Regions from separate parts of the Homo sapiens genome. Here region 2 is linked to region 1. The links are chromatin loops, found by intact Hi-C in ENCODE. Cell type or tissue: dorsolateral prefrontal cortex. All regions are shown on one strand. Links, peaks and the distances in the headings refer to the core of each region. The heading gives the core; the rest is flanking DNA. Region 1 holds the start of LOC105373053 (a long non-coding RNA gene). Region 2 overlaps EFCAB6 (EF-hand calcium binding domain 6).

Evidence for each region. A loop is a pair of places that touch in the nucleus more often than their neighbours do. Peaks named below come from ENCODE experiments on the same cell type or tissue, not always from the same donor. Only the 100,000 strongest peaks of a DNase experiment are listed, where the experiment ranks them.
Region 2: a loop joins it to region 1, with 5 times the contacts of the local background. A loop is called at or near these places in 33 of 110 quality-filtered maps.

What each region holds. Positions count from the first base shown.
Region 1 is chr22:43,380,940-43,397,299 of GRCh38, reverse strand. It overlaps LOC105373053 (a long non-coding RNA gene), which reads left to right and starts at 5,893. Exons shown (of 4, transcript XR_938288.3): 1 at 5,893-5,996; 2 at 6,217-6,364; 3 at 9,081-9,213. RefSeq lists enhancers at 8,081-8,659, 8,660-9,238. In dorsolateral prefrontal cortex, for the core only: CTCF peaks have their summits at 8,599, 8,801 (motif pointing left), 11,194 and 11,413 (motif pointing right); DNase peaks (open chromatin) are centred at 8,769 and 11,399; H3K4me3 peaks cover 984 bases; H3K27me3 peaks cover 1,315 bases.
Region 2 is chr22:43,788,627-43,804,986 of GRCh38, reverse strand. All of the region lies in intron 2 of EFCAB6 (EF-hand calcium binding domain 6), which reads left to right. It also overlaps the pseudogene HMGN2P9. Among named protein-coding and RNA genes, the nearest start is that of EFCAB6, 15 kb to the left of the region's middle. In dorsolateral prefrontal cortex, for the core only: a CTCF peak has its summit at 8,160 (motif pointing right); a DNase peak (open chromatin) is centred at 8,196; H3K27ac peaks cover 1,523 bases.

The sequences.
Region 1 (16,360 bases), core at 4,129-12,128:
ACACAGCCACCCACGGGCCCAGGACACTGCAGGAGCCAAGTGGACGCCCCTCCCCTTGCACCCCTCGCAGTGAGGGAGGGCGGGCAGGACCAGGCGGCCCGCACAGGAAAGCGGGTGTTTACACTGCAAACAGAGGCTGAGCAGAGATTGTGCCGTGGATTCAGCTTCAGGGAGGTGCAGACGCCCAGGTGCCAGGCCTGGTGTTTGCCCCCAGCCCCAGGGGTTCTTGCTGCCACCCGCAGCGCGGAGCATTGCTGAGCTGTATTTGCCCCCAGCGCTCAGCCTGTGCCGTGTGCGGTGGCGGCGGAGTGCCCTGGCTACAGGGCAGCCGCTGGTGCCTGCTCACCCTCCGCAGGCTGCTTCCTTCTGCCTGGGATTCGGCTGCCATGGCGCCTGCTGCTGAGCAGCCCGGCTCTTAACAGAGATGCAGGACCGATCCTGCTTCCTGCCCCAGGCCCTGCCCCAGCCAAGGGCCCACCACCCCCAGCCTCATCAGCTCCCCACTCTCTCTGTCCTCACCTCCCTGCCTGCCACATCACCCCAGACTCTAATCACTGTGAGCGCCGCCCCAGCAAAGGCCATTCCAGCCCTCCCTCATCCCTTTGACAAGCAGCCCTGGTTTGGGCCTCTCTGCTCCTGCCAGTGGTGGAGGTGAAGGAGCAGCTTCTACCCAGGGGGCGAAACAGAAGCCTGGAAGAGAGGCCAGGACCTCAGGCTCTGAGCCAGGCGCCCAGCCCCACCACTCAGGGGCCGGGTGGTGACCTCGGGCAATCACTGTGCGGCTCCGGGCCCCTTTCTCCTTCATCTGTAAAATGGGAAGATGCCAATCTTAGTCTCCACCTCGCAGGGCCAGCATGAGGATTAAATAAGTCAGGGCAGTAGAGCATTTAGAAAAGTATCCAGCTGGGCGCCGTGGCTCACGTCTGTAATCCCAGCACTTTGGGAGGCCGAGGCAGGCAGATCATGAGGTCAGGAGATCGAGACCATCCTGGCTAACATGGTGAAACCCCGTCTCTACTAAAAATACAAAGAAAAATTAGATGGGCGTGGTGGGGGACGCCTGTAGTCCCAACTATTCGGTAGGCTGAGGCAGGAGAATGGCATGAACCCAGGAGGCGCAGCTTGCAGTGAACCGAGATCGTGCCACTGCACTCCAGCCTGGGCGACAGAGCAAGACTCTGTCTCAAAAAAAAAAAAAAAAAATAAGAAGAAGAAGAACTAAAGAAAAGCGCCCAGCACAGCCTGTGAACTCCGCAGGTGACAGATGGTGGTACCTCACTGTCATCACTGTGCTGGGACCAAGGGAGGTGCCAGGAACTGTGGGCCCAGAGGAGGGTGAGGGTGCCTTACACACCTGCCTTCATCCTCACAACCCCTGAGAGATGACTGTTGCCAGACCCCTGGAATACAAGAGGAAATCGCGCCTGAGCCACCAGGCCGGGTAGAGCCTGGATTTGACCCACCAAGCCCGGGTGAAAGGAGGAGGGCACAGTGCTTTACTGTGGTAGGGAGGTGGCTTCCCGAGGACCTACCCAGGGCTCACCAGGGCCGATCCCAATGTCTCTGTCCCTTAGGAGGCTGGCAGCCCTGGGGTCCCATCTCAGGCAGAGCCAGGACAGCTATCCCTCCCACTGGTCCACATGTCTGGCCCAGCTGTCCCCTCCACTGAGAGGCCTTCGAGTTTCCCAAGGCTTCAGCCCCATCGGACCCCCCCACACTGGGCTGGAGCCGTGCTGGGCAGAGCTGGAAACAGGGACAACATCACCAGCCCCTGGCATCCAGGCCCTCCCTTCCAGGCTGGTGAAACTCCATGTCTGTACCAAGGTCACCTCTACTATCCACGCTGAGCGGCTGGGGTGGGAGGGAGCCACAAGGAGCCCCCTCTGCTCTCAGAGCCCCCCCCACCAGCATTCTCCTGCCCAGAATTTCCCCAAGACCCAACTCTCGTCTCGACTGCCTTAAGCCCCAGCGCTTGGCAGGATGACATATCTTGGAACAAGCAGGAAGAAGAAGGGAGGCAGAGAAAGCCCAGCAGCCTGCTGGCCAAGGCTGCCTGCGATTCAGGAGGAGCTGGGATCCAGCCTCATTCCCTCATCTGTGTGGTGAGAACCATGGCACCTAGGGGAGGCCTGGCATCCTCTCTGAGCCTCAGTTTCTTCATCTGTAAAATGAGGCTGATAACATCAGGCCCTGTGCCACAGGACTGTGGAAAAAAGTACCCAAGATGGAGTTCCAGGCAGCAGCAAGCAGGTGGTAAGCACTCAATGGAAATTAGCTGTGCCTGTTATCATTGCCCCATCCAGGTCCCCCACACCAGCTCTTACATGAGAAAGGCTTTGATGAGTGCTATAGCATGCAGCTGGCTTATGAAGAAGGGTGGATGTGGGAGCAAAAAGGCCTGGCAAAGTGGGAAGAGCCTGGTGAGGGGGTCAGGCACACATAAGCTCAAGAGCTGACTCCCTGATGTAAGAGCTGGGCCACCTTGGTCATGCTGTTTAACCTCTCTGGACCTCTTTGCAAGAATTAAATGGGAAAAGGTGCATGAAGGGGTCTAGGAGGTGTCAGCACACAGTAGAAGCTTCATTAATGTCAGTCTCATTAGCCCTTCACTCCTTGGATTTGTGAATAGTAGAGAAAAAATGCTCTTACACACCTATGCATTCTCCGTCTCCCGCCATCTCGCTCGAAACCCTGATTTGGCCAGGCCCGGTGGCTCACGCCTGTAATCCCAGCACTTTGGGAGGCCAAGGTGGGTGCATCACCTGAGGTCAGGAGTTCGAGACCAGCCTGGCCAACATGGTGAAACCCTGTCTCTACTAAAAATACAAATATTAGCCAGGTGTGGTGGTGCATGCCTGTAATCCCAGCTACTGAAGAGGCTGAGGCAGGAGAATCGCTTGAACCCAGGAGGCGGAGGTTGCAGTGAGCTGAGATTGTGCCACTGCACTCCAGCCTGGGTGACAGAGCAAGACTCTGTCTCAAAAATAAAAAAATAAAGAAACCCTGATTTGTATCATCTGCCAATTTCCATGGTGTAAATACTCCCACTATGATCGATTTCAAGCTACCACAAGCTACCAACCTAAGCAGTGTCGGGAATAGCTATGCACAGATGACTGTCATGCATGATGAGAGCCAGCTCCATGACACCACAGCTGTTCACAGCTCCCCTTCTCCACCATCCACCCCTCTTCCCAACCCACTGCTCTCCTGCCACACCCACCATGTTTCTGGTCTCACACATGCCAGGGGTGTTCCTGCCTCAGGGCCTTTGCACTGAACTGCTATGTCCTCTGCCCAGAACATTTCTCCCCTGGTTGTGACATGGCTGCCATGTCTTGCTTTCCAGATCTCACCTCAGATATCACCTCCTCCAAGAAGCCCACCCTGATCACCTTGCTAATATTGCTTCCCCACCCCACACACACCCCTACTGCTCTGAGATTTCATGATATTTTATTTCCTTCATGGCACTCGACTCGTCTTGAAAGTCTGGCACACATTTATCTGTTGTGTGTGTTTATCTGTTTACTTTCTGTCTTACCCTCTACGGGGTTGGCTCCATCAGGGTAGGGCCCCATCCCTGAGGTCCCTGCTGTGTCCTTGGTGTTTCACACAGTGCCTGACACATAGTAGGTGCTCAGGCAATATTTACGGCACAGATGAACGAACGAACAATTGAACTAGGAACGTCAGGACCCACCTGGGCTGATCTTCCCAGGCCCTGCCTGGCCCACAGCCCCTCCCCCACCACAGAGTCCCCATGCAGCGGCTCTAATTAGCAGAGGTCCCCCCCCCGCCACCCAGTCCAGCCCCCTCGACTACGGCCCCATTGTGGACCCTGTAATTGCAGAGTCTCCTGCCTTTTTCTCCCCCACCCCAATTCTCCCTCTTCAGCAGAAAGAGGCCGGCCCCATTGTGCAGCTCCTGTTGACACAGGGATGACCTCACCGGGGGCCTCCTGAGAGGGGCCCAGCAGGGGAAAGGGGAGTGGGGAATAGAGGGGTGGCAGTGGCCCGGCCCAGGCTGGGAAAGGGCTGGAGGCTGAGGCCTGGGACAAAGGGCCACAGGAGGGTGAAGCCAAGGGTTGGGGGTGGAGGAAGAAATAGAGAAAGAGAGTTTCCAGGGGTAAGACAAGGGTGCTTTTCATTAGAGGGATACTTGAGGGAGGGAAGATTTCATCCCAAGAAAGGATCCCACAGGAAGACTGGGCCTGACGGCCATGTTCTTGAGGGAGTTTTGGAGACACAGAAAGACAGACAGACCTAGGCTTAGGACCTGCCTGTCGTGAAGGCTTGGAGCAGAGACTCCCCGAGCCTGGATCTTCATCTGTAAAATGGCAAATAATAATACCTTCCACCTGGGACTGTCTTGGGGTCTCTAGTAGATCACAGAGGCCAGGTAAGGACATGGTAAAGGCTTGATGGTCATTCCTCCCCACCCACTACTGACTCCGGCACACACATACGTGTGCTGTTGTTCTCTCTCTCTCTCGTTCTCTCTCTCTCTCTCTCTCTCTCCTTTTACAGACTTTACTCATTCCTTGCTGCTTCAAGCTGCCCACCATCTGGCAAGGTCCCTACCACAGTGACCCCCGGCTGAGCCTGGGCACCTGCTGTCTCCTGCTCTGGGCTTTTGCACTTGCATGTTCATACGTGAGCCCCCAGCAGGGCCACCTGGTGTCTGTGCCTGGATCTCCGCCCCAGGACCCTGGTTATTGCTCCAGCCCTGAGCACCCCACTCCCAATCCCCCTACCTGAGGGGCCCTGGGAAGGGAGCATCTGCCCCATGACACCTGGGGAGCCCTGGGTTTGCCATCAAGTCCCTCTCCCTGGGAATGGGACAATCCCTGGGTCAGGACAGCTGCCAGATCCCAGGGAGCCCCATGCACTGGAGGGAACGGAGCGGGGCTTGGTGGGGCAGCACGTGGGCTCGAGGAAGAATGGGGTTCCTGGCCAGGCCTTCCTCCTTGTCTATGAATCACATTTAATTTTTTTTTTTTTTTTTGAGACGGAGTCTTCCTCTGTTGCCCAGGCTGGAGTGCAGTGGCACAATCTCAGCTCACTGCAACCTCCGCCTCCCGGGTCCAGGCAATTCTCCTGCCTCAGCCTCCTGAGTAGCTGGGATTACAGGCACCCACCACCACGCCTGGCTAATTTTTGTATTTTTAGTGGAGACGGGGTTTCACCATCTTGGCCAGGCCTGGTCTTGAACTCCTGACTTCAGGTGATCCACCTGCCTCGGCCTCCCAAAGTGCTGGGATTATAGGCGTGAGCCACCATGCCTGGCCACATTTAATTTTAATCAGAATTTTGTCAGCATTGTATCTTTTTCATGAGCAAGTATTTTGCAGATGGAAGCTCCTTACGTGAATTTAGTTCCTTGGCTGGTCTTCTATCGAGTGTGTTTCAAACAGTTTCTAACTTATTATTTGTATGTTCATTTCCATTTCACTGAACTTATTTTCACTGGCATCCATATTTCCCCCTGTGACGTTTCCACTGAAGACTTCATCCTCCGAACAGTTTCCAGCCACATCCCAAGTTAGCTTCTGCCACCATGGGTTTCCTTTGCTAGCCATGGCTTTCTCCCAAGGTCAATGTTTCCGAGACAGATGTCATAAGTGCTAAATTTGGTTAGGAAGGTTTGATTCTAATCAAAATCAAGAGGTTTTCCTGGGTGCAGGTTTGGTTTGAGGTGGATGATTCTCCCAGTGAGATTTCTCCTGCCCTAAAGGACTAGGAGTCCTGCTGAGTCACCACAGCAAAGAGCATCACAGGTATAGAGCAACCTATCAGGGCTTGGGTCAAAGTGACATCCCCAGGGTCAAAGTGCCCTGAGTCTGGAGAGGGCCCAGGTCCTTGACAGCAGAATCAGGACTGGAAAAAAGTCAACAGAAACCACAACAACCCTGTTAAGGCAGGACTGAGAGCCCAGACTCGTTAGGAATGAAGGTTTGGGTCACCCCACCTGGCAAGGAACCATGACCGGCTCAGGTACCACCTTTTCTTCTGACGAAACTTCTGCCTTGGGCCCCTGGTGATTACTGTGTTGGGCCGAGTCTAAGAGGCCCTCGGCAATGTCTGCCTCCCAGTAGTCACACACTTCCTCTGGAGTGTGGACACTCGGTTCTAGCCAATGGGGTACACCAAAGGTGATGGGACAATGTCATTTCTGCAATGAGGTGATGTAAGTGTATGGCCTCCATCTTGCCAGCAGTGATGAAGCAACTGCCATTGTGGAGAGGCCCATGGGGCCAGGAGCTGAGGAGCTGAGGTCCTCCAGTCCAACAGTCTGCAGGGAGCTGAATTCTGCCAGAACCATGTGAGTTAGGAAGCAGATCCTTCCCCGGTGGTGCTTTCAGGTGAGATTGCAGACCCTGTTCTCCCACCCTGATTGTAGCCTTGTCAAAGACCCTAGAGCTTGGCCGGGTGCAGTGGTTCACACCTGTAATTCCAGCACTTTGGGAGGCTGGGGTGGGCAGATCACATGAGGTCAGGAGTTCAAGACCAGCCTGGCCAACATGGTGAAACCCTGTCTCTATTAAAAATACAAAAATTAGCCAGGCATGGTGGCATGTACCTGTAATCCCAGCTACTCAGGAAGATGAGACAGGAGAATCGCTTGAACCCAGGAGGCAGAAGTTGCAGTAAGCCAAGATCACACCACTGCACTCCAGCCTGGGTGACAGAGCAAGACTCTGTCTCAAAAAAAAAAAAAAAAAAAAAAAGACCCTAGAGCAAAGGACCTGAAGACACGGTGCAGCCTCCTGCCCCACAGAGACCAGGAGATCATAAATGTGTTTTGCTGTAAGCCTCCAAGTATTGTGCTAATTTATTTTGCACCAATGGACAATGAATCCACCAGGCAAACAAATAGCAATGACAGGAAGAAGAATTAGTAGTGGTAGTATAGAGATATGTTTGTGTATTGAACACCTACTATGTGCCGGGCACTGTGTTAAGTACTGCACAGGCTTTGTCTTGTTCCTTCCTCACATGAACCATATCCATGCTATGGTCACCTTTTACAGAGGAAGAAACTGAGGCTCAGAAAGGTCAAAATGACTGAGAGGCTCCAGAGCAAGGCCCAGAGCCTGGCTCTGAGCTAAGAGCTGGTGGGAGAGGCGGGAGGTGGCCCAGGAGCACCCACCCCAGTTTCTGTTTTCCAGATCCACTTTCCTCCATATCATTCTCCTCTTTGGGTGCAGACACCCTTCATCTTGTCACACAGTGATCACATGGACACAAATGCACCTGCAATATCTTTAGGCAGACAAACTTCCCAGAAAATAACAACAATTTTACCTGCACTTTTAAGAAGCATTTAATTCCTTCAATTGTCTGGTGGTCCATTTGCAGGGGAAACTGAACTACCTGATCATTTCTCACTTCACCTGCCATACGGGAAAGAGATTCAATTAGAAAAATCTATTGCTAATTTGAAAGCTCTGATTCTATAATTTCCTACAGGGAAGACATGTAAATTGCGTGTTATTTAACACCCTTTCATGGCAGGTGAGTTCCGCGGGGGGCCATTATAATCCACTCTCCCCTCTTCTTACAGATTCCTGACAAGGGGGAAGAGGGAGGAGGGAGAAGGAGGAGGAGGGAGAACAGGAGAGCATTTTGAAGGCTGACTCCAAGTGGCTTTAGGAACCCATAAGTTTGAAGGGCTTAAATTAAGCAGGGTCAGCTGATTGGTGCCTGCCGGCTCCCTGGGAACACAGGCCAGATTCCCTCCTCCAACCCTACAACTCCTCCTGCCTTCCCCTAACCATCTGGAAAATCACCATGGCAGGCGGAGGGGTCAGGATGCCCTGATCCACACTCTAGCCTCTGTCACCAGCTGTGTGGCACGTAGCTGTCCCTTAATCTCTCTGGCCCTGGTCTCCATCTGTGCAATGGGGAAAACTAACACCCCCAGCCTGAGCTGCTGGGAGGACCAAAGTCCATTTCAAGTGTAAAACACAAAAGGGGACTTTGCAAACTACAAAGCACTGTCCCCTGGTGAAGGGCGCTAGCACTGGGACCCGGACCCTAAAGAACCCACTCAGTGTCTCCCACCCTAAAAACTCCCTAGAAGGTTTTTCTCTAGAAGGACCCGAATCTTTCTGGCTAAGGGGTTTTCAAGATGAAACTATTTCTTCCCACACAATTATAGCAAACAGGCTCTTTGCAGCACCCCTACACACACACAGACACACACACACACCCCTGGGTAGATTCTCTGGAAGAATGTTTCAGAAGCCAAGGGGCCTCTGGGGGCCTCTGGGGTGGGGAGGTGGGGAGGGAGGGAGCAAAGAGACCTAGTTTTTACCGAATGCTTTTTGTACGGCTTAGATTTCTTTCCACCTTCCTTCCTATCAGGTGCACCCAATTACCCCTCAAAAGCATTCTTTTATACTTTTATACATTTATTCAGTTTTAACAAATGAAACATGTGACCCATGGCTCCTCCCTCCTTCCCCCACCCTGGATCCCTGGCTTCCTGGCCTCCCCTGCCTCATGCCAACATTCTGGCTCCCACGTTCCAGCACCTGCCCCAGCCAGACCCGGGGCCGGGCTCCAACCAGGGGCTGTCACTTCCACCTGGGCCCCCCTTGAAGCTGTCGACCTGGAGCTGGCTCTAGAGGGAAGAACAAAAGTGCGCTGCTCCTTTCAGGGAGCTGTGAGCAGACACACCCCCAAACACGAATGCACTGGGATGGGGCGACCTTGACAACACCCAGAGCCCTCCCGCCTAGCCGCCCTCCTTGCAGGCCCCACTGGCCGGCGGGCGCCACCTGCTGGACGCAAGCGAGAAGTGCACGCTGGTGCCCACTCATCTCCTTGGTCCTTCCAGACTGAGACGGGCACAGCGGTCTGCAGCCCTGGGCAATGTGTCCCGGGCTCCCGCCGGGGGCGCGACATCCTCCTCCCCACAAGTTTCTCCCAACAGCTGTTTCAGGTGTTTTTCCCAGACATGACGTTTTTACATGTTGGAGGTGTGTCAGACTAAAAATCTCCATTCACTCCCCAAATGTGCAGCGGGGCAGCCCAGTGACATGGTGACCAACAAGATGTTCATGGTCCCTGCAGGCTCTGAGGACCGGCGGCTGAGATTAAACAACTTATTACACAAAGAACCATTTAATTGCAAGCACAATCACGCTTAGTGGAGAAGGAGAGAACGGAGCACGGTTTAAGATGATCTCCTCACCAGTTCTGCAAGGTAGGATTCATTGCTATATTACAGAGGAGGCTCAGAGAGGTGCAGTGACTCCCCTAATATCACACAGCAAGAGAAGGTGGGGCTCAGATAGGGACCCGGGTCGTCCAGGCCCCAGGAGGCTGGGAAGGTGCAGGGTCCCCAATAGACCCACTGCCAGTTTGCAGAAATAGCCTCCAACCCCCTCCCTCACAAGGGTCCAGGGAGCAGCTCTTTCCCCAAAGGCTGGTTTCAGCAGGTTGCAACCACTGCTAGGGGTTATAGGGGTTACACCAGGCCCCCTGCAAGAGCTGCAGACTCTCTTGTCTAAAACGACAAGCAGACAGAACGGAGTCCTCAGACACTGTCCCCGAGAGACCACCTTCCTCTGCCTCTGCTCACCTCCCTTTTCAGCAAACTAGCCCACCATCCTTCATAACAGAAGAGGGGCCTGCAGTAAAACATAGCATGCCTGGGCCCCCTACAAATTGCCATCTCCTCCCTGGCCTCAGTTTCCCTGCCTGTCTATATAATGAGAGGTCAGACCGGCTGGTCTAAAGGTCAAGGTTGATCGAAGCACTCTAACTCTCCCCACCCACCTCCCTTCATCAGCCAGTGCAGAGACACACACGCCCCTCCATGGTGCTGGATGTCCTCAGTTTTCCCAAAATGACCTGGCTTTGAAAGACCAAGGCCAAAATGGTTTGGCGGTGACTGTGGAGGCCAGCAGGACTCCCTGGCCACACGGTGACTCAAAGAGGCAGCCGGCAGGACAGCCCTGTCTCCCCTTGGGACAGTGATGCAATCCATGGGCAGCTGGGAGGGCTCCGCGGGCCAGACTGCTGGGCAGGCCCCCTCGCTTTCTGAGTTTCGGGCCCTCACTGTAACCTGCAGACCCTCCTTGAGCTGGAATCCAAAGCCCTCCTATGTGTGAGTCCTGCACTTCTCTAAAAGTGGTGGAAAAGACAGGCCAGGTTCGAGTCCAGCTCCCAACCCACCACTGCTGTTTTCAAAGCCTTGTGCCCTTGGGCAGGTCACCTCACTCACCCACTGCTGTCCTGTCTCATTCCCATGTGGATGTCGGTGACACCTGCCTCCCAGGTGGTGGCAGGTAAGACGAGATGATCCCGTCAGCAGAGGGCAGAGTGCCTCGGGGGAATTGGTGCTCACAGAGTTAGCCCTGATGGAGATGGCTGCCCAGGCTGGACCTTGTCAGCCTCCCCAGATGATGGATGAATAATGGATGGGCAGGCCGGGCGCAGTGGCTCACTCCTGTAATCCCAGCACTTTGGGAGGCTGAGGCGGGTGGATCACCTGAGGTCAGGAGTTCGAGACCAGCCTGACCAACATGCTGAAACCCTGTATCTACTAAATACAAAAAATTAGCTGGGTGTGGTGGTGTGTGACTGTAATCCCAGCTACTTGGGAGGCTGAGGCAGGAGAATCGCTTGAACCTGGGAGGCGGAGGTTACAGTGAGCTGAGATAGCACCATTGAACTCCAGCCTGGGCAACAAAAGCGAAACTCTGAAAAGAAAGAAAGAAGGAAAGAAAGAAAGAGAGAGAGAGGAAAGAAAGAAAGAGAGAGAGAGGAAAGAAAGAAAGAGAGAGAAAAGAAAGGAAGAAAGAAAGAAAGAAGAAAGAAAGAGGGAGGGAGGGAGGAAGGAAGGAAAAGGAAGAAAGAAGAAAGAAAGAAAACAAAGAAAGAAAGGAAAGAGAGAGAGAAAAGAAAGAGAAAGAAAGAAAGAAAGAAAAGAAGAAGAAAGAAAGAGGGAGGGAGGGAGGGAGGGAGGGAGGAAGGAAGGAAGGAAGGAAAAGAAAGAAGAAAGAAAAGGAAGGAAAAGAAAGAAAGAAGAAAGAAAGAAAAGAAAGAAAGAGAGAGAAAGAAAGAAAGAGTAAGAAAGAGAAAGAAAGACTGGATGGGCAAATTTGGACCGTGCACACACCAACCACCTTGCACAATGCTTGGTACTCTCACATCCGTGACTTCACTTAGCCCCCATAAAACCCCTGCTTCCATCATTTTCCAGCTGGGGAAACTGAGGCCCAGAAAAGAGACATTCCCAGTGTCACGCAGTGCTGGGTTCCAGCTGGGCAGTGCTGGAATCAAACCCCGGTCAACAGGGAGAGTCAGCTGCAGTTTGTCAGTGGAACAGCCTGAGCCGTGCGGCCGCGTTTCGCCAGAAAATCACTCCCTGCTCATCATAACCGGCACCTCTCCATGTCGGCCACACGAGGGCAGCAGCGCCCCGGCCATCGCCGGGCTTCGCACTGAGGCTTCTTCCATCCCTGCTGAGAACGACTGGGCGGTTGCAGCCAGCAAGGCTCAGAGGAGGAAGGGGCCACGTCGGGGACCTCTAGGGTCTGCGAGGGGCCCAGGCTGTGTCCTGCCCCCTCCGCTGCCTTGGTGCATGAAAGACTCCACTTCTTCTGTGAAATGGAGGCTTGTGTCCCCACCCAGGCAGCCCAGGCTCCGGATAACATCAAGTGCCTCTGCCAGGCTGGGGTGCGGCGAATAATCAAAAGAAGCACGGAACCACTGACCAGGTCCAAGTCTCCATTTCACAGAAGTGGAGGCTTCATGGTATCACTGCCTCCGTGCAGAAGAAAAGGAGACTCCAGAGGCTGACGCAATTTGCCTGAGGTAGACGCAGAGTCAGACTCAGAGGCCGTATTGGTTCGTCCCACCGTCTTCCAGAGAGAATGGGCTGCCTCCTGGAGCCCTGACCCACCCACGACAGCCCCCAGGATGTCCTACAGCCAGTTGCAAACTCAGTTTGTCCAAAGCCATTGCCCTTCCCTCTCTGTCTTCTGTCAGTGGGAGGCACCACTGCACAGAGACCCCCAGCCTGAAACCTGGCATCTCCCAAAACTTCTCTGAGCTCCTTAACCCCACATCTCCCATCCAACTCATCACCAAACTCTGTGGATTCTCCCCAGGCCCGTTTTTTAAGATGACAAAAATTGCCTTGAACTACATCTGGGCTGTGATTTCGGATTGGGACACACACTCTTCAGTTTGCTACAGGCTTCACCGCTCCCTGCTGCATCCCCAGCTCTGGGGGCCCAGGTCAGCTGCTGTCGAGCACTGGGCTTCACTGATGTGCTTTTTACAGCGAGGGAGTATTTCCTTGCCCCATCAAGTGTGCAGGAAAGAAAGCTGGGCAGAGAAGTCTGCCTATTTGAAGAAAAAAAATCAGAAACAATTTTCTTCAGGTGACAGAAGGCAATTTTTAAGAAGCATGCAACCAAAATGCATTATATGTAAACTGTGTAATATCTAATATTTTTTACGCTCAGCCCACGTTATACATTTTTGCCACCTGTCTGGCCACTGTAGGCTTTGGAGGTTGCAACCCCCAGGTGATAATAATCACAGAAGAGACTTACAGTGAGATAGCGAGATGGGGGTGGGTGTGGGCAGAGGGAGAGGAAGAGTCAAGCCATTTAGATAACTTGGGTTTCCTCTCCAGGCCCCAAAAAGCAGGAAGGGGGCGCGTAGAGTACTACCTCCTATCCTATTTTGTCCAAAGCCAGATTCATAATCATTGCCACTTCCATGCACACCCTTCTCAGTTTCCCACCCGATTCCCATAGACGGGGCCCCTCCACTATCTCCTGCCCACAGTATAAGTCGTAAAGTCTCCCAAACCTCAACCAGGTGAACAATAGTGCCTGATGTCACCCAGGTCCTATTGCAATGATTATGTGTTTTTTCTTTAAGCTGTTAATGGAATGAATTATATTAATTAATTTCCTAATAATAGGAATTGCATTCATAAGATAAACATAACTTCATCATAATATGCTGGGGTTTTTTGTTTTTGTTTTTTTTTTCTTTGAGATGGAGTCTCACTCTGTAGCCCAGGCTGGAGTGCAGTGGCACGATCTCGGCTCACTGCAACCTCTGCCTCCAGGGTCCAAGAGATTCTCCTGCCTCAGTCTCCCAAGTAGCTGGGACTACAGGCGCCTGCCACCACACCTGGCTAATTTTTTGTATTTTTAGTAGAGACGGGTTTTACCATGTTGCCCAGGTGGTCTCAATCTCCTGAGCTCGGGCAATTCACCTGCCTCGGCCTCCCAAAGTGCTGGGATTATAGGCGTGAGCCACTGCACCCGGCCTGTACTGTATTTTTTATTATTATTGCTGAATTCACTGTGCTAATAATTTTCAAGAATTCTTGGAATCTATGCTCATGGGTAAAATTGACTTGAAAGTTTTCTTTATTGTACTGTCATCATCTGATTAGCCAGCTTATGCTAACCGAATAAGGTAAACTGGTAAGTGTTGACTGTGTTTCTCCACTGTGGAGTAGAAATTTGGGTAAGCTTGAACTGATTTGTTCTTTGACTGTTTAGCCAAATTAGGATTTGGTTCATCCCACCATCTTCCAGAGAGAGCTGGGCTATTAATTTGGTGAATTCCAAATTCACATATCTGGAATTGTCATCTGGGACAGACGTTTTCTTTATAGGAAGATTTTAAACTACTAAATTAATGTATTAAGTGATTATAGGACCTTTCAGGTTTTCTGTTTTTTCTTGAGTCAACTTCAGTAAATTGTATTTTTCTAGGAATTTGGCAATTTTGTTTAAGACTTCTTATGTATTGGCATACAGTCACTTATAACAGTCTTGTGATATTTAATATTATTCATTTACTCTATGAAAAATCTAGAATTATGTCCCTTCTTTCATCCCTAGTATTGTTTATCTGTGCTCTCTCTTATGTCTTAAACTTGTAAGAGATTTTTATAATTTTTTAGTCCTTTCAAAAAATAATATTTTGTCTTTGATTCTCTTCCCTACTTAGGTTTGTTTTCCGGTTTTTTTGTTTGTTTGTTTGTTTTTTGTTTTTTTGTGTGATGGCATCTCACTCTGTTGCCCAAGCTGGAGTACAGTGGTGTGATCTCAGCTCACTGCAGCCTCCCAACTCCTGGGTTCAAGTGATTCTCCTGCCTCAGCCTCCCGAGTAGCTGGGACTACAGGTGCCCACCACCACGCCTGGCTTATTTTTGTATTTTTTAGCAGAGACAGGGTTTTGCCATGTTGGCCAAGCTGGTCTTGAACTCCTGGTCTCAAGTGATCCACCTGCCTCGGCCTCTCAAAGTGCGGGATTACAGGTGTAAGCCACCATTCCCAACCATTTAGGTTTGTTTTCTACGTCATTAATTTCTGTGCTTTTTTTTTAGATGGAGTCTCGCTCTGTCACCCAGGCTGGAGTGCAGTGGCATGATCTCGGCTCACTGCAAGCTCCACCTCCCAGGTTTATGCCATTCTCCCGCCTCAGCCTCCTGAGTAGCTGGGACTACAGGTGCACACCACCATGCCTGGCTAATTTTTTTGTATTTTTAGTAGAGACGGGGTTTCACCTGTGTTAACCAGGATGGTCTCAATCTCCTGACCTCATGATCTGCCCACCTTGGCCTCCCAAACTGCTGGGATTATAGACATGAGCCACCACGCCTGGCCCTAATTTCTGTTCTTAACATTTGATTCCTTTTAATATCTTGGGGTTTATTCTGCTGTTCTTATTTTAACTTTTAAGTCAGATGCTTAGTTCGTTCATTTGAAGCATTTCTTTTTTCTTCTTCTTTTGTTTTATTTTTGAGACAGAGTCTTTCTCTTTTGCCCATGCTGGAGTGCAGTGGCACCATCTCAGCTCACTGTAACTTTCACCTCCTGGGCTCAAGCAATCCTCCTGCCTCAGCCTCCAAAGTAACTGGGACTACAGGTGTGCACCACCATGCCCAGCTAATTCTTGTATTTTTTGTAGAGACATGGTTTTGCCAGGTTGCCCAGGCTGGTCTCGAACTCCTGGGCTCAAGCAATCCACCCACCTCGGCCTCTCAAAGTTCTGAGATTACAGACGTGAGCCACCACACCTGGGCCATGAAGCATTTCTTATTTGCCAATACAAGCATTTAAGATTATAAACACTCCTCTAAATACTGCTTTGGTTGGATCTCACAAGTCGTGATGCAAAACATTTTTGTGAATGCTCAATTCTAAGTATTTTCTAATTTTAGTTGTGATTTCGTTTTTGGACCGCGAGTTGTTTGGATGTACTGTTTTTCCTAAAGTACAGGCATTTGCTTGTTGTCTTTTTGGTTATTAACATCTAACTTGTTTAGATTGTGATCAGAGAATATAGTCTGTGTACACATTGTGGTGGAAGCTATGACTACAGCACAGCTTCCTCTTCCGGAACGAAGGACTTAGTCCCCCAGCTGCTGCGAGAGCTGCTGGAGGATGGCCCCCAGCTGTCTGCTCTCTTAGGAAGTTATGTGGGCTGAGGAAATTGACTTGCCCAGTCAAGACCATGCCTCCTTCAATGAGCAGCCTGCATGCAATGGCTGCTCAGGGTGAGAATGTAAAGGCCTGGTTCCTTACCAACTCACACCCTTCTGAAGGACTACCCAGCTCCAGCACTCTCTGCGGAGCTGGCAGAGGCTTCCGTGGGTATTGCATTGCTGCTCCACCTCTCCATCTGTGCAGACCTGTCTCATCCCATGCATTCCACAAGTGCTGATCCAAGGAATGTTCCCAAATAAAATTCCTGCACCCCAATCCCCATCTCAGAGCCTGACTCCCAGGAGATCCGACCTACCAGCCTGATCTTGGACGTGCATTGAGGTTAGCTTTATAGTCTATGATACTTTCCAAATGTCCCATGCATGCTTGAAAAGAATGTGTTCTCCCCCATTTCGGGGTTTCATATGCTACATGTTGATTATATGAAACTTGTCATTGTGTTCCTCAAATCTTTGATTTCTTCACCAAAATGGCCTAAAAATATCCCATCCTAAAGGTGGAGATATCTATTCTTGTCCCTTCCATTTTTGCTTTATATTTTTTGCAGCTATGATGATATTATATATAAATTGAGAACTGGTACAGCTTCCTGGTGAATTGAGCCTTCCACCATTATCTAGTGACTCTGGATCACTAGATAATGGAGTGCAATGGCACGATCTCAGCTCACTGCAACCTCCACCCCCTGGGTTCAAGCGATTCTCTTGCCTAAGCCTCCCGAGTAGCTGGGATTACAGGTGTGCACCACCACACCTGGCTAATTTTTTGTCTCTTTAGTAAAGACGGGGTTTCTCCATGTTTTTTAGGCTGGTCTCGAACTCCCAACCTCAGGTGATCCACCTGCCTCAATCTCCCAAA
Region 2 (16,360 bases), core at 3,895-11,894, 410 kb before region 1:
GGTGGAGTGTTTGGTTTTTTTCTAAATATAAGATCATGTCATCTGTGAACAAGGCTAATTTGACTTCTTCTCTTCCAACTTGGGTCTTCTCTCTTTTTTTCTTAGTCTAACCAAAGGTTTGTTGACTTTATCTTTTCAAAAAACCAAATCATGTTTCATTGATTCTCTGTATTTTTTCTTGTCTCAATTGTGTTTATTTATCCTCTGATTTTTTTTTTTTTTTTTTTTGAGGCAGGGCTCTGTTGCCCAGGCTGAAGTGCAGTAGCAGGATCATAGCTCACTGCAGCCTCAAACTGCTGAGCTCAAGCAATACTGCCTCAGCTTCCTAAGTAGCTAGGACTGCAGGTGCGTGCCACCACCATTCCCAGCTAATTTTTTAAAAAAAGTTTTTGTAGAAATGGGATCTTGCCATATTGCCCAGGCTGGTTTTGAACTCCTGGCCTCAAGCAATCCTCCACCTCAGCCTCCCAAAGTGCTGGGATTACAGGTGTGAGCCACCGTGTCCAGTCACTGATCTTTATAATATCTTTCCTTCTACTACTTTTGGGTTTGCTTTGTTCTGGCTTTTCTAGCTCCTTGAAGTGCATCATTAGGTTGTTTTTTTGAAGTCTTTCTATTTTTTTTGACATAGGCATTTATTATTATAAACTTCCTTCTTAGTACTGCTTTTGCTGTAGCCCATAGACTTTGGTGTGTTGGATTTTCATTTCATTTATTTCAAGAAATTTAAAAATGTCCTTCTTAATTTCTTCATTGATTCATCGGTCATTCAGGAGTGTGTTGTTTAATTTCCATGTGTTTGTGAGTTTCTGAGGTTCCTTTTGTTATTGATTTATAGTTTTATTCCATTGTGATCATAAAAGATACTTGATATGATTTCTACTTTTTTGAATTTGTTGAGACTTGTTTTGTGGCCTAAGATGTGGTCTATTCTGGAGAATATTCCATGTGCTGATGAAAAGAATATGTCATTCTAGCTGGATACAGTGGTGCGTGTCTATAATCCTAGATACTTGGGAGGCTGAGGGGAAGATCACTTGAGCCCAGGAGTTTTGAGTCCAATCTGGGCAATACAGCAAGACCCCATCTCTAAAGAAAGAAAAAGGAAATGAAATGCGTATTCTGAAGCAGTGGGTGAAATGTTCTGTAAATATCAGTTAGCCCTATTAGGTCTAGTCTGTAGTTTAATGGCAGTGTTTCTTTGTTGACTTTCTATGTGGATGATCTATTCATTACCGAGAGTGAAGCATTTTGAAGTATCCTAATATTATTGTATTGCAATCTGTCTCTCCTTTTAGATCTAGTAATGTTTAACTTCAGGTCTTTGTGAGCTCTGGCATGGTGTGCATATATATTTATAATTGTTATATCCTCTTGCTGAATTGATCCCTTTATCATTATATAGTGACCTTCTTTTTCTTTTTTGATAGGTTTTGATTTTTTTCCCAAGCCAAACTATACCCAGCTTTATTAAAGATACTTTCCATAACCAATCACGGTATTTCAGCAGGACATGGGCAGACAATCATTAACAGTATTTAACAACTTTCAAACTCCCTTCTTCAACCGACTATCAAAAATCAGAAAGCCCCTATCAAACCCTATGAAGTTTTCATTTGATGCTCTGAACAGGGAAAGTTTAGAGTGAGGGTTGAACAACTTTTCATGACCCAAGCATGACTTTCAGGAAGTGAAATGAAAATGGGAGAATTTGTCTAAAGATCCACAACCCAGAAAGAGAACCGCTGCTCTTTTGAGGGGCACCATCTCAGTGGTTTCACTGGAAAGTCCAGATTGCCTGACACGCTGATAATCAATTATTGAGGGTCAGGTCCCAACAGGTATCTCGGTTTAAGGGAGTTAAGTGTATGCTGAAGGTGGAAAGAGAAAAGAGGACATAAAAATAAATTTGTTTTCCCCTCCTTAAGGCTTTCATGCTAAAGTGGCTATGTGTGTCAAAGCCAGGAAATCCCTCCTTGTGGGAGCCAAGAGGAAGTCTCTCAAAACTAGAAGAGAAAGGTGTTTTTTCCACATCAGTCTAGTTTTGAAGACATTCTATTAGTGACATAGGCTCCTTCCCCAAAAGACAACAATGAAGTGTTCTGTGTGCTAACAATATAGCTTCTGCATTTTTATAAAACTTGATTAAAAATAGTATTTCAAACTGTACAGTCATCAGAGGTACACAGTTATTAAAAATGCACACACTTCACTTGGCATCTCCAACACATTCAGCTTTCTGTGCCCGGTCTGTTTTGGCATCTCCATGTTGTGCAGGGTTATTCTCCTCCTTGCCAATATCAGCTTTTCCCTTTTTCCCTTTGTGTACCTTCTCTCTCTTCTTTGTAGGGGCCCTTTTAGGCTTGGGCTCTGGCTTTGGAGGAGCAGGTTTAGCAGACAAGCTTGCAGATCTCTGTGATTTGTCCTTCATCTTGGTTTTATCTTTTTTTTTTTTTGAGATAGAGTCTTGCTCTGTCACCCAGGTTGAAGTGCAGTGGCATGATCTAGGCTCACTGCAACCTCTGCCTCCTGGGTTCAAGCAATTCTCCTGCTTCAGCCTCCCTGAGTAGCTGGGATTACAGGCACTCCCCACCATGCCTGGCTAATTTTTCATAGTTTTAGTAGAGATAGGGTTTCGCCATGTTGGTCAGGCTGGTCTTGAACTCCTGACCTCAGGTGATCCACCCGCCTTGGCCTCCAAAGTGCTGGGATTACAGGCGTGAGCCACCCAGCTGGTTTTATCTTCTTTCATGTCCTATTCAACCTTTCTCTTGGGCATGGTGATGATGGCAGTGGGATGTCGGTGCTGGTTGCAGGATGTAGCAGCACACAGCCTCTTGTCAGTTCAGGGGACATCTCACCTCTTTTTCACACTGCTTGATAATCTTTGATTTGTAGTCTATTTTATCTGATACAAGTAAAGCTATTCCTGCTCTTATTTTGGTTTTCATTTGCATGGAATATCCTTTCCATCCCTTCACTTTCAGTCTATACGAGTCTTTATAGGTGAAGTGGGTTTCTTATAGGCAGCATATTGTTGGGTGTTGTTTCTTAATCCATTCAGCCACTCTATGCTTTTTAATTGGAGAACCGAGTCAATGAACATTCAGTGTTATTGTTGATGAGTAAGAACTTACTGTTGCCATTTTGTTGCTTTTTTCTGTTTGTTTTAAGTCGTCCCTTCCTTCCTTTCTTACTGTCTTCCCTTGTGGTTGATTTTCTCTGGTAATATGTTTTAGTCCATTGCTTTTTAGGTTTTTGCATTATAGTTACCATGAGGCTTACAGAAACATCTTATAGATATAACAAATTATTTTAAAAAGATGACAGCTCATCTTAGGTCAGAAAAAAGAATATAAACAAACAAGAAATGAAAAAACTCTACACTAATTCTATCTGTTCCACATTTTGACTTTTAATTGTCTCAATTTACATACTTTTATATTACCTATCTCAACAGGTTGTAGTAGCTATTATTGTTTTTAAGAGATTTCTCTTTTGGGCTTCATGCTAGAGTTACGAGTAGATTGCACATCACAATTCCAGTATTAGAGTATCCCAGGTTTGTCTGTGTACTTAATTTTACCAGCATGTTTTATATCTTTTGTTTTTTTTCTGAATGTTAGTGTTTTCTTTCTTTCAGATTGAATTCCTTTGGCATTTCTTGTAAGACAGGTCTGGTGGTGGTGAATTCTCTCAACTTTTGTTTGTCTGGGAAAGACTTTATCTGTTCTTCATATTTGAAGGATAACTTTGCTGGATATAATATTCTTGGATGACAGTGTCTTTTCTTTTCTTTTAGAACTTTGAAAATTTGTTCCCTTCCCTCCTGGCTATATGATTTCTGTTAAGAAGTCTGTTGCCAGATGAATGGGAGCACCTTTATATGTTATTTGTTTTTTTTCCTCTTGCCGTTTTTAGGATTCTCTCTAGTTTTTGACTTGGAGTTTATTATATGCCTTGGAATAGTCTTATTTGGGTCAAATCTGTTTGTTCTCTGACCTTTGTGTACCTGGATATTTATATCTTTCTCAAGTCTTGGAAGGTTTTCTGTTATTATTTATTTGAATAAGCTTTGTACCCCTTGCTCTTGCTCAATTCCCTTGAATACTAATCATTTTTTAAAATCTCATCTTTTGAGGAAATTTTCTATATCTTATAGGTGATCTTCATTGCTTTTCATTCTTTTTTTTCATTTTTCTCCTCTGAGTGTGTTTTCAAATAGTCTGTCTTCAAGTTAACTGCTTCTTTCCTTTTCTTGATCCATTTTGCTGTTGGTAGCCGTTAATGAATTTTTCAGTTCAGCAAATGTATTTCTCAGTTCCAAGATTTCCACTTGATTTTTAAAAAATTTATCTCAATCTCTGCTAAATTTCTCTGATAAAGTTCTGAATTGATTTTCTGTGTTATCTTGGAAATCACAGAGTTTCCTTAAAATTGCTATTTTGAATTCTTGGATAGACAGCTCAAATATCACTGTTTCATTAGGATCAGTTACTGATTCCTTGCTTTGTTTGCTTGGGGAAATCATGATTCTCTGTTTGCTGCTGTCTTTTTTGTGGATGTACATCTATGTTTTTGCATCGAAGTTATCTATTCCAGTCTTCTCTGGACTTCTTGCTTGTTTTCTTTGGGTATATTTTCTTAGAGGTTCTTTACTGCTAGGTTGCTGCCTCCTTTTCCGCTGTAGTTGTTGGTACCTTGAGCTCAGGTTCACCTTGACTCTAGTAACTGCTTGGAATGCTGACCTTCCTGAATGGGGGAGGTCCCAAAGGGGATGTCCCAGCAGCGTGGGAAGGTTGGGTAGGGTTTGTGTCCAGGCGACCAGTAGGACAAACCTCCTACAGCATGTGACTGCTGAAAATACACTCTGATTTGGTGTCTCCTTTTGTTGAGTTAGAGAGCAGTTTTTCAAGAGCTGGAGATGGTAGTCCCACCTCCCCCTCTTTACCTCTGTCTGTCCTCAGGGATGTTTCTCCCTTCAGGCACTTGTGATGGATTAAGGCAGGGATAGGTCTCCTGCCAGCGAACCCAAGATGGTGGAGAAGCTGGTTGTCCACCTCAATCTCACTTTTCCCAGTGTAGAAACAGTGAATTGGGGGAAAATTTCTTGCATGCTTGGTGCCAGGCAGAATGGGGGGAGGGGCGTTGTGGATGTGGAAGTTGAATTCTTTTACTGTCCCCTCATAGCTGTGGCCCCAAGATCTGTTTCGTCTTCATATGAGAGTTCTGGGATATTCCTGATGATAATGTCGGCACTGTATATTTACTTTGGTTTTCAGGTGAGAGTGAAGCCAGCTTGCTTCTATGCTGCCATTTTGGAACTGGACTATTGCATGTTTTTAAAAAACTTTATTTTGAAATAATTTTAGATTCACATAAAGGTTATAAAATTAGTACTGTGTTCCTGTGTACTTCCAACATCTCCCAGTGATAATATCTTATAGAATAACTGTAATTATTGAAACTGGGAAATTGACACTGGTACAACATCAATTTAACTAAAGTCAATATTAACTAAAGACTTCATTCACATTTCACTAGTTTTTAACAGTGTGCATATCTTTTTCCTTGGTGAATAATCCTATGAAATTTTAACACATGTATAATTTGATATTGTACATGTTTGTGTGTGTGTGTGTGTGTGTGTGTGTGTGGAGACAGATTCTCATTCTGTTACCCAGGCTGGAGTGCAGCAGTGTGATCATAGCTCACTGCAACCTTGAACTCCTGGGCTCAAGTGATCCTCCCATCTCAGCCTCCTGAGCACCTGGGACTGCAGGCACACCACCCTACCTGGCTGATTAAAATTTTTTTTTTTTTGTAAAGACGAGGTCTCACTATGTTGCCCATGCTAGTCTTGAACTTTTGGCCTCAAGCAATCGATCCTCCAGCCTTGGCCTCCCAAAGTGCTGGGGTTAAAGGTGTGAGCCACTGCTCCCAGCTGCATTGTGTATTTTTATCAAGGGAGTACCATAATTATGCCTGTGCTGTAGAAAGGTAAATCCTGCAACAGAGGAGGATGAATCAGAGGTGAAGTTGGAGACCCAGAAGTGATCAGAGGCTGTTTCTGTAATCTCAAGAGTGCACATGAACTGGACAGTGACCTCAGGGATGCAGAGAGGCAGAAGATAGATTTAAGAGGTGTTCTCCAAGTAAAATTGACATCACTTGCTGACTGATTAGAGAGAGGACTCCAGGCAGGAGGCCACAGGCAGGCATTGTCTACCTTGTGTTGTCAGGCTTCAGCAGCTGAAGCAAATCCACTCATGCGTTCATTCTGAATACCTCTGAACACCAGTCACTGGCCTCGGGTCTGGAGACGTAGTGATGATGTCAGTTGCCTTGGCTCTAGTCTTTAGGGAACTGAAAGTCTAGTGGGAGACAAGCCTTAATCAAAGACTTATCCCAATAGCTACATCATTACAAACTGGACTAAGGCTATGAAGGACAACAGAGGTCGTTGTGAAAGCGTGGAAGGGAAGCCAGCCTAGCATGAGGTGTCAAGGAAGGCTCCCTGAAGAAGTGGCATTTGAACTGAAATTTAGGGCCTCAGTTCTCAGAGTGATGTCCTGCCCAGCAGCACCAGCATCTCCTGGGAACGGGTCAGCAATGCAAATTCTTTTTTTTTTTTTGAGATGGAGTCTCGCTCTATTGCCCAGGCTGGAGTGCAGTGGCACAATCTTGGCTCACTGCAACCTCCGCCTCCCAAGTAACTGGGATTATGGGCACCCGCCACCACACCTGGCTAAATTTTGTATTTTTAGTAGAGATGGGGTTTCACCATCTTGGCCAGGCTGGTCTTGAACTCCTGACCTTGTGATTCACCTGTCTTGGCCTCCCGAAGTGCTGGGATTACAGGTGTGAGCCACTGTGCCTGGCCAGCAATGCAAATTCTTAGGCCCCACCCCAACCCAGGACTGGAATGGGAATCTGGAGTGGGCCCAGCAATCTGTTTCTAACAGGCTGTCCAGGTGATCCTGATGTCCACTCAAGTGTGAGAACCATTGATTGTTAGGAGAAAGAGGCATTCATTAGTCAGAGAGGGGCGAGGAATAGGTGGTCTAAGTAGAGGTTACAGCAGGTGAAGAGAAAAAATCTCTTGCTTGGGAATGAGCACATTTGAGGGACTGCCAGTGTGGTTGAGGCAGAGGGAGCCGGGGGAGGATGGCAGCAGAGAAGCAGGGGAGGGCCTGTGCTGCAGCCACAAAGACACCAAGGACTTTGGTCTTGGTTCTAATAGCACTAGGAGGCAATTGGAGTGTTCTAAGCAAGGAAGTAACACGAGGAGATCAGCATTTGAAATGATTATGCTGGTTGTTGTGAGGAAGACAGAAGGGACCACAGTAGGGGTGTGTGTGTGTGTGTGCATGTGTGTGTGTGTATTGGATTGAGACATGAAAAGAGAAGTGATGCTTGTACAGTGGTCACATAAAATCTCTCCCCCTGAGAATCCTACAATTTAGTGTGAAATTCACGTGATTTGCCTAAGGTTTCCTACACAGTTCTCCGGTAGCTTGCAAATTGCTGGATTGTTTGACAAACCCAAAGGCTCCATTCTTGTAGCTTGCATAGGCCGAATAAGAAAATCTGTCCGCCAATCTGTGCTAACCCCATTGCTCTCTTATTTTTCAGCATTCCCAAAGTCAGAAATATTTTATCTTGAAGGGCATGAAACGAAATAGCACCAAAACAAATGCTCCCAAAGGCAGCAGCACCCTCTCAGGCAGTACCAAAGCCAGGTGAGATGCTCCTCCTCCCTGAGCATCTGTGCTCACTGATACAGCTTTTGCACAGTAGGCGGCCAGGTCATTGTGTGGGGCTTCAGGTCTCAAGAGAAAGGTGCTTTAAAAGTTGATCATGTTACCATTGCCACTTCTATCTGGTTTGTGTCCGTCATCCAGGCAACAAGCATTTACTGAGTGCTGACTCCTGGGCCAAAATTTTTAGGCATTCTCATATATATCACATCAGCAAGCATTGGCTTATACATTTTAACAGTGGATGACCTTAATTTGGTGCTCAGCATGAATGGAAATACTAGACAACTGCAGTGAGTTCAGAGAATGATTCCATCCACGTCACTGCGAGACAGCAGGGCCCACTCGACAATCCAGCTTTTCTTGAACCTAGATTCACATTTCCTGCAATAGGTGGCAGCAGCAGCAAGACTTCTAGTTCCTGAACCCTGAAGCTGGGAAAACATGCAACTTTGCAGGAGCTGAGGACTTGCTTGGATTTGGCTTGACTATAAATAGGATGTGCTCAGCCCTCCTTGTCTGCTTATAGGAGCTGGGAGAGAGCGTAATTGTCTGCAGCTCTTACATTTTAAAAGGCTTCGAGTGCAACTGTTTTGAGATGTTTGACAGCACACTTGTGGTCAGTGTTTCTGACACGACTTGTTTTTTCTCGGTTGCCGTATCTGTGTCTGTCATCACATCAGGTGTGGTGGGTCTGATGATATTCATGAGGTAATAGTGAATTTCTGAGATAGCTCCTGAAATTAGACTTTTATATCCATGATAAAGGAGTATTACAAACAAAACAGTATAAGCTTTTTTCTTTAGGCTCTGTATTTGGGGCAGCAAGACATTCATGCTAGTGTAAACTAATACAAAACACAATTACTTAATTTAGTTCAACTTAACATTCATCATTTTTTGGAGGTTGACGTGCTGAGCACATGATCAAACCCGACCCTGGCTCCCACGGCATTAATAGTCTGACAGGGAAGACAGACATTGAACAGTCATGGGGTCGAGGGTGTTCATTAAGGAAACCTGGCTGACACTGGCCACCAGTTCTCAGTAGAGGGATGAGTGAGGAATTGTGGATGGCGTGGAAACTTCTACCCTGAATGGTGGGAAAAAGAGAGACTCATCAATAAAATACAGGAGTAGAAGGACATGTGGTGTGCATGTGTGCTACTCTGTGTGTGTGGTGTGTGTGTCTGTGGGGGGTAAGTGGTCTGTGGTGTGTGTGTTTCTGTGGGGGGTGAGTTGTGTGTGGTGTGTGTGTTTCTGTGGGGGGTGAGTTGTGTGTGGTACGTGTGTGATGAAGGGGTGTGTGTGTGTGTGGTGTATGTGTGGTGAGTGTGTATTGTGTGTGGTGACTGTGTATGGTGAGAGTATGTGGTGAGTGTGTAGTGTGTGTGTGTGTGTGTGTGTTGGGAGGCGAGTGCTGTCTGAATGGCAGGGCTGTGAAAACCATTTATTTGTCAGTAATTTGGAGCAGCAGTTACGTGCTGAGTACTTCGGGGCTGGGGGTAGAGTGGTGTAAACACACCCTTTTATTTCATGGAGCTTATAATGGAGTTCATAATTTCCCAACTAAAAGTGTAATGCGAAGTTGGGGTATGTACAGTGCCGGAGAAGTGCAGGCTGTGTGAGAGACTCTGCAAGGAAGATGCAGGGTGGTCAGAGAAGCCTCTCCAGAAAGTGATGTTCCAGGAGGTCTCAAGGCAGAGGAATCGGCTGGGGTGGAGCAGGGCCGAGGGACCCATGGGGCCGTGAGAGGGGAGATGTGGGCAGGAGGCAGCTCCTCTCCTGCCTAGTGGGCACTGGTAGGCATGATGTCTAGAACATGCCATGACACGGTTATTAAAGAACATTTAACATAAAAAGATCAATGTCTCCATCGTCCCCAGGTAGCAATTTTTGTCATATCTTCTAGTCCCTGTCTATTTGTGACAATATATTTTTATATCGTTGTATTCATAGTGTATGCCCCACTGTACTTGTTCTCTTGACATTGTCCTAAACGTGTTCTGATATTTCTACATATTTTCTAGTTACCAGTTATAGCAGTGATATCCTACTCCATTAAAATATATTCACTTTCCGCAGTTTGTTGTTTTTCATTTGATTTCTAGGTTTGTGGGGGTGGGTCTTACAGTGTGTGAGGGTAGACTGTCTGTGACGATGAGGTTCGGGCAGGGCAAGGGGCTGTACAGGGCCTGGGGAGCTCCTTGGTGGAGGGAGACTGTGTCCCAAATGCGTGGCCATAGTGTTGCCTAGCTGTGGAGGCAGGTCAGTTTATAAGCTCAGATTTTTCTGCTAAATTGAATTCAGATGACTGGCTAAATTGTTTTTTGTGATACCCTATCATTTGGAATATATTTGTAAATCAACTTGCATTCTTATAATTCCTATGTTTAGAACAATAGACTAGGGGTTGCCAGTAGAGTCTGTCTAAGATATTAAGGCAGTATGAGACTGGAATGGGGGAGGAGGGACTGGTCTTCAAATGTTGGTGGCACGAATGCTGGAATCCTCATATTTGATTAGAACTGTATGTAGATGGCTTGCTTTTAATTTTCTACATGTTCTCTTGAGTAGGTTGCAGAATTGTTAAACCGTTTTGCAAACTCAAGTTATCTATTCTTGTGGATTGATACACAGATTTTCTTACTGCCATATCAAATATATGAAAACTTCATTACTCTTATCTGTTTACATACGAATACACACAAATCACTCACATGCATGTAGGCAAATGCATACACACATACACATGCTGGCACAATTGGACAAAAAGCCAAGGATTAAATTCACCGGAGTTTGGGTCTTGGCTTCACTGTTACTGAGTAAATTTGACCTTTTCTCTCTGGCATTTAATTTTTCCACCTCTAAAAATATGGATAATAGTGTCTAACTCACAAGGTTGTCACATGGTTGATGATTAAATGAGATAACACCCAGTGCCCAGCAAAATAGATGCTCGGTTATTGCTAGTTGAAGGACCTAAACGTAATGTTTGCGGCTGGCTTTTAACTTCATTTTGATATAAAGTGGGAAACTTTACACATGAACCTCTTTAAAGGCAAAACCTATAAACTCATACTTATCAATCAACTTCAGGTTCTTCTAAAGCACTGGTCTCAAGCTTATTAAATACAGATGGCTGGGCCCCATCCCCCAGAGAGTCAGTTTGTCTGGGTGGAGCCTGGAAATGTACATTTCTGAAAAAAGGTCTCAAAGTGCTGGTTCAGGCACCACACTTTTGAGAACCACCGTTTTAAAGCTATATGCTTGCTTTCACGGCCCTTTGAAAATCCATTTTTAAAAATGGAAAATAAATGCATTTAAAAACAATGGTATTAATAACAATAACAAATCATGTTATTTCTGCTTGAGGAATCTACAAATGGAATAGCTCTTTCTCCCCTTCAGATGAACCGATGGATGGTGTCTGTTGGGAGAAGTCTTTAATCTGACCGTGGAGATAGAGTGATAGAGTTCACACTCTCACCCACTCTAGCCAGATGGGTACCCCACAGAGTAGTGTTAGTCTCTAGTCAGACAGGTACCCCACAGAGCAATGCTGAATTTCTCCAGGCTACAGTAGTGTTAGTTGGAGATGCTGCGGGGATGCCTTGTTCTTTCCTTTTGCAACATATTGCCATTTTCTTTAACATTCTGAGTTAAATGGTGAGTGACTAGAGGGTCAGGGTGGGTTATATTTCTTTCTCTTCCTAGACCCTAGCCAATGCCTGCAGTGGCCTACAGTGTTTGCTGAATAATGGATGGTTGAGAGAATGGTTGCTTAGAAAATGCTTATACCAAGAATGTTTAGGTAGAACACCCAATAGGCTCCATTTTCAGAACGATCCAGATCTGGCCCTTTGGAATCTTCATATTGTAATTGAAGTCTCACTAGCTTTTATGATCCCGCAGTTGGTAGAAATTAGAACTAGAGGAGACCCAACAGGTCATCCAGACCATTCTCCCTCTGGAAGAGTACTCCCTGCAGTGTACTCTGTGGCATTAGGAGGAATTACTTTTCATATGATTATTTTTTTTTCATGCTGTCTTCAACTAAGTGTTTCTTGAATTGAATCACTTTGTATTCAAGTAATAAAATGCACAACAGGCAGTGCATTTCCGGGTGATTATCTTACTCCTCAGGTGGTGTAATAAGGCATGAGGCCAAAGCCCTGGCATGCCTTATTGTTATTAGGAAGTGAATTTATGGATAAAATAAAGAGAACGGTTCTGTGCATCAGCAATCACTGCAACAAGGAATGCAGTAACAGTGGATGTTCCCCACGTGCTTAGAGAGCCGGGTAATGCGTGAGACTGAGTGTCCCCGTCACACAACCCTGGGCAGCCAGTGACTTTCGGCTGCTCTTAAGGAACGTGTTATTGATTTTGTAAAAAGAGACAGGAAAGCTTTGGTCATTGACAACCATGTGAACTTGATATCGGGGAAGAGCATGTCTTCTGGTTCTGGAAGAGAGAGGCTTAGTCTCCAGCCTTGGGGCACCGCAGTCATGTAGCCCAGGGCAAGTCACTGGCCTGCTCTGAACATTAATTTCCTCACCTATGATGTGGGAAGAAGAATAACTGGGGGTGGGAAGAGTTAAATGATAACTATAAGTTTCATAAATATTAGCACATTTCTTGACTCCGCGAGTCCCCAATAAATAATTGAGTTAGATAATGTATTTGCCTTCTTAAAATTCCTCATCAGGCTGAGTTTCTTGTCTCTTAATTTCTTCAATCTTGTTTTATTATTTCAGCTACACAGATAATTCCCATCACTCTTTGTGCTCCTTCCTGGCCAAGATGTGCACATCTCCACTTCCCTTGCACACACCCTTGACTTGTGGTATCACACTTGCCTGTCAAGACCCTGGCCCAAATTAAACCCAACTTTTTGCCTACCTGTGCTGCTGAACATGGCTGGAGAAAAACACACAACCACAGGTTCGTGTCCATGAACCTCAGATGGCTCTTACAGTTCCCTGGCTGTCACTTCACCTCTCCCACTCCCCGACTTGCCTTCTCTTCTAGACAGTGTTTCATTCTGTGTCCTGTGATCTCAATCCTGAGCCTCACTTCTTCCAGCCTCACTCGCTGCTGATGACCTGACTTCCTAGTTCAAGGAGAAAGCAGAATCAGAAGGGAGCTGCCACAGGCTCCCATCACCACACCTGAATCCACATTCTCCAGCTTCTCTTTTGTCACCATGAAGGCTCATCCTGCTACTTGTCCATGGGATCCCATCTCCATTGGCCAACCGTGGGAACCAGCGAGGCTCTTCTTTCTCTCCTGCTGCGTTTCTCTTTGCCCTGCTACTAGGTTGCCGTCATGAGTGTTCAGACATGCTGCTGATTCTCCCATCTTGAAGAAATGTCTCCTGAGACCAGTCATCACACTGTCTCTCAGCTCTACTGTTTCTCCCCATTACAGCAGAGTTCTTTGAAACTGCTGTCTCTATTTACTGTCACTCGTTCTCCTCTGAATTGTTCAGGAACTCACTTAGACAGGTTTTCCCCCACCATTCCCCCAACATTGTTACTATCAGGGTCCTCGGTGGTGCCTTAGGGCTCACTCAAACCGAAGCCCTTATTACGGTGGCATTTGACACTCACCATCAACCCTCCTCCTTAGAACTTATTCTTCTCATGGTTTCTAGGACTGTGGCCTCTGGTCTTTCTCAGTCTCCTTTGCTGGTTCTTCTTCATCTCCTTCAACGGTGAACGTTGGAGGACCCCAAGGCTCAGCCCTTTGACCTTTTCTTTTTTTGCACCTACTTTCTTGATGGGACTATCTCATATCATGCCTTTATATACATGATATGTTGGCAATTCCGAAACTTTTTTTTTTTTTTTGAGGCAGTCTCACTTCTATCACCCAGGCTGAAGTGCAGTGGTGTGGTCTCCGCTCACTGCAACCTCCACCTGCCGGGTTTAAGCGATCCTCCCACCTCAGCCTCCTGCGTAGCTGGGACTATAGGTGTGCACCACCACACCTGGCTCATTTTTGTATTTTTGTAGTGACAGGGTTTTGCCATATCGCCCAGGCTGGTCTTGAACTCTTGAGCTCGAGCAATCTGCCCACCCTGGCCTCCCAAAGTGCTGGGATTCTCAAACTTTTATCTTCAGCCCCAATCTGTCCCTTGAACTCAAACTCATGTATTCAGTGACCTATTCAGTATATCTACTTGGATACCCAACAGGCATCTTAAACTTGAATGTCCAAAATGGAAGTGTTGATCTTCTGTAAACCTGTTCTACCTGCAGTCTTTCCCATCTCAGGTAATGGTCATTCCACCCAACCTTTCTTTTGCATGCTGAATCAAATCTACCAGAGTATGATGGACTCCTCCTTCAGAATGTGGCTGGAATCTGATCACTTCTCAATACTTTTACAAAAACCACATGGTCTGAGCCGCTGTCTTCTCTTGCACGGATTATTGCAGAAGACTTCTGTCTTCATTTCCTCCCTTGCACCTGTAAGCCTATTCGTGACATACAGCCAGAGATATTCCTTTAACCCAGAGGCCAGATCATCTCCTCTGCACTAACCCCCTAGAGGTTTCACATGTCAGGTATCACAATAAGAGCCAAGCCTCACACTGGCCTGCAAGGCTGTCCTTCATCTGGCCGCCTGTTTCTTCCTTGTCTTCCTAACTGCATGGTTCCCCTCTTGGTCTCCTTTAGATCTTTGCTTAATGTCTTCTATTCTTCTCTGCTCCACTGGTCTCCGTAGATCTGATTCACTTGTATGATTAATTTGTTTATTGCCTGCCTTCCATTTCTACAGTATAAGATCCACAAGGTCCAGGAGTTTACATATTTTGTTCATTGATCTCCAGACTCCTAGAAAGGAACTGAGTAAATATGTGTTGACTGTGTGAACACAAACCAAGCTTTGTTTTTCGGTATAATTCTGGAAGTTTACCTCTGTAAAGATTCAATTCAGTTAAATTAATCCAGCCCAAGAAGGATGTGTGTGGGATTGCTGAGGCTCTAGGGCTCTTATGGTATAAGCCATGAGGTGGTTCTTACGTACAGGACCTGCCACCTGACTGTGGCAAATAAGACAGGTCTCTAGACTGTACAGTGCAAGGCAGAGTCGGTGCCTGCCCAGAGAGGGAAAGCAAAGTACTAGCCAATGTGGATTTCTTGCACATTAAAAAAAATTCTTATTCATTTCTTCAACCCTGTAAACTTTGTGATTCTTCAAATTGAGGACTTCAGAAGCATCATCTAGTCTGATTCTGTATACTCGTATAGTGCCATCCACATCCATCTATTTTTGAATATTTAATAATTTTACACTTGCATTTAATACATGGAACCTGGTAGGAAGACTTTTGTGTGTGTGTGTGTGTGTGTGTGTGTGTGTGTGTGAAGGTTAGCCAACTTAGGAGCCTCAGACAATTATGCTGTAAACTTCCTTGTAGAACTGGAGCTTGGCCTCCTTAATTCACTCTTACGTTGAGAGTAGCCAAAAAGGAATGAGTCAGACTAAAATTCCCCTTATTTTCTGAAACACTAATAAGCCAAACTCCTCATTGCCACAGACTGGCAGTATCTACGAATTAAAAATCACGAAGGCATGTAACAGTGTCGTGACCGCTGAGCATTAGGTCTGCTGCAGTAGGAGCACAGCCAAGTTAGCTCTGACAGTGGGGGCGTGAGCCTGGCTGATGGTAAGCAGGACACCGCTGTGACTCACTGGGATACATCTGGATGTCTTGCTTTTGCCCTGCTTCCCCTAAGGTCTTTAAATCATAATCTAAATAACTGTCAAGTAAACATATTGCCTTAGAAATTATTGAAAGGGAACTACCTTTGCCAAAGGTGCCCACGGAAGCAACGTCTCCCTTGGCTCACCCAGTGCTGCTGCTGCATCTCTGTCTTCCCCTTCCTCCTCCACCTTCTCCTTCTCTTCCTCCTTTTTTCTAATTGTGATATAATTCATATACCATAAAATTCACATCCTTTCAAAGTGTATAATTCAGTGTTCTTTTAGTATATTTACAAAGTTGTGCAACTATCACCATTATCTAATCCCAGAACATTTTTGTCACCTCTAAAAGAAACTCTGTATCCATCAGCAGTCCCATTCCTCCCTTCTTCCAGTTCCTGGCAACTGCCAATCTATTTTCTTTTTTTTAGCCCCTGCTTCCCCTTCCCTGCCACCCACTAACCTACTTTCTGTCTCTAGATTTGCCTGTTATGGACATTTTATATAAATGGAATGATACAGTATGTGGTTTTGGGGGTTTGCCTTAGCATAATGTTTTCAAGGTTGATCCATGTTACTGCATGAATCTGGACTTCATTCCTTTTTAGGGCTGAATAATAGTCCACTGAACAGATCTACCACTTTTTGTTTATCCACTCACCCACTGATGGAAGTTTGGGTTGTTTCCACTTCTTGTCTATTGTGAATAATGCTGCTATGAATATTTAAGTACAACTTTTTTTTGATGGATGTATGTTTTCAGTTCCCTTGGGTATATACCTGGGAGTGAAATTGCTTGGCCGTATGGCAACTCTATGTTTAACTTTTTGAGAAATTCTCAAATTCTATTCCAAAGCATCTGTACCATTTTACATTCTCAC